Linked DNA regions of Homo sapiens: region 2 is linked to region 1. A link is a loop called in an ENCODE intact Hi-C map of the cell type or tissue named here. Cell type or tissue: heart left ventricle. All regions are shown on one strand. Links, peaks and the distances in the headings refer to the core of each region. The heading gives the core; the rest is flanking DNA.

The links. Hi-C counts contacts between places; a loop is a spot of excess contacts. Peaks named below come from ENCODE experiments on the same cell type or tissue, not always from the same donor. Only the 100,000 strongest peaks of a DNase experiment are listed, where the experiment ranks them.
Region 2: it touches region 1 in a loop (2.2-fold over the local background); 10 of 110 quality-filtered maps call a loop at or near these places.

What each region holds. Positions count from the first base shown.
Region 1 is chr17:43,153,189-43,156,097 of GRCh38, reverse strand. It overlaps NBR2 (neighbor of BRCA1 lncRNA 2), which reads right to left. Exons shown (of 8, transcript NR_138145.1): 8 at 2,427-2,496. The region is part of intron 1 of LOC101929767 (a long non-coding RNA gene); the gene reads left to right. It also overlaps a transcript of BRCA1 not described here. Among named protein-coding and RNA genes, the nearest start is that of NBR1, 17 kb to the left of the region's middle. In heart left ventricle, for the core only: no CTCF peak of the experiment used is centred there; no DNase peak of the experiment used is centred there.
Region 2 is chr17:43,013,946-43,016,838 of GRCh38, reverse strand. It overlaps IFI35 (interferon induced protein 35), which reads right to left. Exons shown (of 7, transcript NM_001330230.2): 7 at 2,383-2,731. The coding sequence ends at 2,540. VAT1 (vesicle amine transport 1) reads left to right here. Exons shown (of 6, transcript NM_006373.4): 5 at 291-532; 6 at 695-2,232. The coding sequence ends at 778. Among named protein-coding and RNA genes, the nearest start is that of VAT1, 7.0 kb to the left of the region's middle. In heart left ventricle, for the core only: no CTCF peak of the experiment used is centred there; a DNase peak (open chromatin) is centred at 1,008; H3K4me3 peaks cover 334 bases; H3K27ac peaks cover 2,241 bases.

The sequences.
Region 1 (2,909 bases), core at 143-2,642:
GCCTGGTTAATTTTTGTAGTTTTAGCAGAGGCGGGGTTTCCCCATATTGGCTAGGCTGGTCTCAAACTCCTGACCTCAGGTGATCCACCTGCCTCAGACTCCCAAAGTGCTGGGATTACAGTGTGAGCCACCGCACCTGGCCCTTGTGATCCTTTTCTAAAAAGTTAAATATTTAATGAAAAGAACCACATTCTTGTCGCACTACCAGGATACTTGTTCTTTGATGTCCTGCCTGGACTTTACCCAAAAAATCCATTTCAAAAGTTCACATTTAGGGCTAAGTGTAGTGGCTCATACCTGTAATCCCAGCTGAGGCAGGTGGATCATTTGAGGTCAGGACTTCAAGAACAGCCTGGGCAACATGGTGCAACCCCTTCCCTACCAAAAATACAAAAAAATTAGCCAGGCATGGCAGCATGCGCCTGTAGTCCCAGCTACTTGGAAGGCTGAGGCACAAGAATCACTTCAATCCGAGAGGCAGAGGTTGCAGTGAGCCAAGACCACACCACTGCACTCCAGCCTGAGCAGCAGAGTGAGTGAGACTCCATCTCCCCCCAAAAAAAGTTTCACTGGACATAGTAGCTCACACTTGTAATCCCAGCACTTTGGGAAGCCAAAGCAGGAAGACTGCTTGAGGCCAGTCATTCAAGACCAGCATGGGCAACATAGTGAGATCCTGTCTCTATAAAAATTAATTAACATTAAAAATTAAAAAGATGGCCGGGCATGGTGGCTCACTCCTGTAATCCCAGTACTTTGGGAGGCCAAGGCATGGTGGTGCATGCCTTTAGTCCCAGCTACTCGGGAGGCTGAGGCAGGAGAATCACTTGAACCCAGGAGGCAGAGGTTACAGAGAGCTGAGATTGTGCCACTGCACTCCAGCCTGGGTGACAGAGTGAGACTCTGTCTCAAAAAAAGAAAATTAAAAAGACCAGAATAAAGCTAAAGATTTAAAATAGCTGGCAGGTTCCTACCAAAAGTTACCAGCTACCTCTCTGATGCTCTTTCCCTACAATATCCTCCTGGATTATTACATTTTAGCACCTTGACCTATCTGATGTCCTGCATACACAGGCATGGTCCTGCTCAGGGTTTGCCTTCTCTGCTCCCTCTTTCCTGGAATGCTCTTCCCCTAATTGTTGCATAGCGTGTTTCTTTACATTATTAAGCTGTCCTCTAGTCTCACCTCAGTGAAACCTTTCCTGACTCCCCCCATGTACACCTACCCCCTATACATATTACACTACCTGTTTCCCCTTACCCTGCTTATTTTTTCTCTTTAATACACTTATTCCCATATATTCTTTAATTCTGCATCAACTGTCTACCACACTAGAATGTGAGAGCAGGTTTTATTTTGTAAACTGCTGTATTTCTATCTCCTAGAATAGTACTTGAATATAGTAGTAGATACTTAATAAACACTTGTTATATTAGTATAATAAATGAATTACTCTCAGGAATGCCTTGGTTTTGTGGATAGACAGGTAGGGATGGGAACTGGGGTGATGTATTTTCTAAAGTTTTTATTTTTTAAGCTTATTATTATTATTATTTTGAGACAGAGTCTAGCTCTGTCACCCAGGCTGGAGTGCAGCTTATTATTATTATTTTGAGATGGAGTCTAGCTCTGTCACCCAAGCTGGAGTGCAGTGGGGCAATCTTGGCTCACTGCAACCTGCGCCTCCCAGGTTCAAGCGATTCTCCTGCCTCAGCCTCCTGAGTACCTGGGATTACAGGCGCCTGCCACCATGCCCAGTTAGTTTTTGTATTTTTAGTAGAGATGGGGTTTCACCATGTTGGCCAGGCTGGTCTCGAAATCCTGACCTCGTGATCTGCCGGCCTTGGCCTCCCGAAGTGCTGGGATTACAAGCGTGAGCCCCCGTGCCTGGCCTTATTTTCTTTTTATTGAGACAGAGTCTTCCTCTGTCACCTAGGCTGGAGTGCAGTGGTGTGATCTTGGCTCACTCTGCAACCTCCACCTCCAGGGTTCAAGTGATCCTTCTGCCTTAGCCTCCAAGTAGCTGGCACCACAGGCATGGGACACCACGCCTGGCTAATTTTTGTATTTTTAGTAGAGACGGGGTTTCACCATGTTGTCCAGGATGATCTAGAACTCCTGAGCTCAGGTGATCCACCCACCTCAGCCTCCCAAAGTGCTAGGATTACAAGCATGAGGCACCACGCCCAGCCTTAAGCTTATTATTTTCTAAATTTCCTTTAGTGAGTACCTACTACACTGTTTTTACAAAGTAATCACAAACCAAACATGCGTCTTCTGAAGTGATCTAATAAGAGTACACAGTACCATCTGTAAAGTGTTCTTGCCAAAAGGTTAAACCTGAATTTGATTAGGCCTATAAGTCTAATTTACAGGAAATAAGGTTAGAGGGTTAGCAGGATTGATAAGGAATCAGAGAGACTGATGGGATTGAGGAGGATCTTTATTATTTAGGTGCACCAGCCCAGGTGGATTAACATCCAAAGGACTGAGCCCTGAACAAAGAGTTAAGTTACCTTTTAAGCATTTGGTGGGGTGGGGGAGATCTGTGCAGGGGGAAGCATATTACAGAAGTGAGAAACAAAGACGGTTATTCAATTAATTGAGACATATATTACATCATTTTTTACTTTTCAAGGAAAAACATTTTTTACAACTTGAGTTTATCTGTCTAGTGACCTTGCAGCTGCACAGCTAGGGAAACAGGATCTTCACAGTGCCTGGGAAAGGAGGAGAGATAAGGCTCACTAGCCACAGAAAAACAGGCAGTTAATTTTTAAAGGACTTCAGCTCCTTCTTTTTCTCAGGGGAAATTGGGTTTTCTTACATACAACTGAGTTTCTGCTTACACGTTCTTTAATTTCTTTTAATTCCTGTTCCAGAGGAACATGTTAAACCTCACCATGGG
Region 2 (2,893 bases), core at 1-2,500, 140 kb after region 1:
ACCATTTTGGGCAGGCTGGTCTCGAACTCCTGACCTCAAGTGATCCCCCCACCTTGGCTTCCCAGAGTGCTGGGATTATGGATGTGAGCCATAGCACCCAGCCCCTAGAGCAATTTAAAGTCAGCCAGGGTTGGTTTGGGCCTGGTAACCAGCAGTTTGAGAATTATCCAATCACTCCCTGGCACTGGTGTGGAGAATTGCAAGGGGATCACAGGGAACAGAGAGCACAGATGCAGACACACAGGGATGTGCCTGGGGGGGTTCACAGGCTATGTCACCTTGTCCTTCAGGAATGGCCAACCTGCTGACGGGCCCCAAACGGAACCTGATGGCCCTGGCCCGGACATGGTGGAATCAGTTCAGCGTGACAGCTCTGCAGCTGCTGCAGGCCAACCGGGCTGTGTGTGGCTTCCACCTGGGCTACCTGGATGGTGAGGTGGAGCTGGTCAGTGGTGTGGTGGCCCGCCTCCTGGCTCTGTACAACCAGGGCCACATCAAGCCCCACATTGACTCAGTCTGGCCCTTCGAGAAGGTGAATGTGAGGACTTTGCAGGGAGGGCTTGGGTAGGACTCATGAAGGCTGGGGTCCCAAGGGGCAGATTCCTGGGGAAGAGGAGGGCTGCCTGCATCACACTGGCTCTTGTTGGATGAGGGTTGGATAGCACTGGGAGCCGCATCTTTCCTTCCTCCCCAGGTGGCTGATGCCATGAAACAGATGCAGGAGAAGAAGAATGTGGGCAAGGTCCTCCTGGTTCCAGGGCCAGAGAAGGAGAACTAGGGCAAGTGGCTGTGAGACCCTAGAGACCAGCGAAGGGAGAAGTTGGGAAGCTACGTTCTGTTGGCCACCAGACTTGCATTTCAGCCTCTGTCATAATGCTCTGCCCTCCCTCCCCCGAAGGTCTCTGTGGTGATGACCGCTCTCCCCTGCCCCTCCCCGCTTCCTGACCTCTGAAGAGGTTGGGAAGTGACCATTTGGATGTCTGGGCCCTGCCAAGGCGACAGGGAGGGTCAGAGGGAGGCCGGCTGCTTCCTGCCCCCACCCTTTCCCCGGGCCTGCTGTGCTGCTTTTGTGCCAAGGTTAGCCAGTCCCCCCTGTTGTGTTCCATGTGCTTTCACCTCTGCCTCATCTTTCCTCCCGTCCCTGCCCCGCCACCTCCCCAAAGAATTGAAACGTCAGCTCAGGATATGGGGCCAATCTCTGTGAGTCCAGCATGTACCTGTCTCTCCCTAGTGTCCCTTCAGCCTGGGCTGACCAGTGCCCGCCTCTGGGCTTGACCAGTTCCCAATCTCGTCCTCTGTCCCCAACTTCTTAAGCACAATTGGGCTTCTTCCATCTCCAGGTTTTCTGCCATTCTTAACCAAGGCTGCCTCTTCCAACAGGGCGGGAATCAGACCTACTCCCCTAGGTCACAACTCTGGGAAGGATACAGAGCCCCCACCCTTCACTGAGTTCTCTGGATTTGTTCTCAGTGCCTTAGCAACGAAAACCTGTGCTTGTGTGTGTGTGGCGGCGGGGAGGGAGGATCCTGTTTCCCACCTCCTTCTCCTCCCCTGTACTCCCCAGTGCCTTCCTTGTTCTGGTGGAGCTGGGGTTTCTCTCCTCCCCAGTCCCACAACACTGCCAAAAATCTGTGTATGTGCCATTGGGTGGGGCAGCCCCAAGCCTCCTGGGGAGGCAGGGCAAAAACAGGTGCCCTCATCGTGGTCTGTGCCATGTCCCGTCTCTATGGTGGTTGAGGAGAAAGGCGGGGAAGCTTCCTCAGCCTTGCAGATATGTGTGGCATTTACTAGCCAGAGCTCTGAAAGGCAGTGCTGTCTGTTTCTTGTACTGGGACCAAAGTAAAAATCCAAGCACATTCCCCTTGCAGTTAGGGGAGGCCCTACTGCCTTCTCAAAGCAGAGAGGCAGCTTATCAAACTCAGCCCAAAACTCTGTTTACATGGGTGGGGAGATGGAGCAGGGAAGTACAGAGTGGGATGGTCAGGACCTGGGCCATTGCAACCAAAATGGGGACTTCCTGGGTAGGGAGGTCACTCCCTCTACTCACTGAGCTAGGATTAGGGAGGGTTATTGCCCCAACCATTGCAATGGGAGGTGGAGGGACAGGCTCAGCCTCCTCATTGTCTAAATGAGGCCTAAATGTGTGAAGTGCGATTTCTGCTTTTGTGTACCCCACCACCCCATTACCACAGCTGCCTTTGTGTGTTTGTGTCAATAAAAAGCCAAACCCTGGGTCCTGCTTGTTGCCTCTGAGAGTGGAGGGAAGGTGAGCTCCTGGAAGGCTAGTGCTGCCAGCAGAAGATCTGGGCTGCTTCCTGCCCCCTGCCTCTTTCCATGCCCAAATCACGTTTCCTTTCATGAGTGAAATGAGGAAGAACATCATGGCATGCAGGCTCTTTTTACTGTTCTGGGCAGTGTTTTGCAATGTGTGACCCCTCCGCACTGTTGGTGAACATACAGACCTCCTATATGGGCACCCAAGCCCAGGCCAGTGTGAGAACCTTGGCGGGGGGGTGGGGAGGATGAGAAGGGGAGGCCCCTAGCCTGACTCAGAGGTGAAGACTGCTAGGCCCTGCTGTCCTTGGGGTACGACTGTCAGGGCCTCTACCTCCCCGCCCCCGCGGGTGGGCTTCTGGAAGTGGATCTCCAGGACGTCATGCAGCTCCGGGCCATCCAAGATATCAGGAATGTTGAGCACCAGTACCGAGCGGGGAACTGGCTGCGACCTGATCTGGAAAAGGAGCCAGGAGATGGCAAAGGCTCATGGGAGAAGGGCTGGGGGCTGGGGGTAGGGCAGGCAGTGCCCCATGGGGGTATGAGGTCGGGAGGCCTGGAGAGGCTGATGGTGGGTAGGTAGGTCAGTGGGGTTTGGGGCCTCTGATCCTTCATTGGG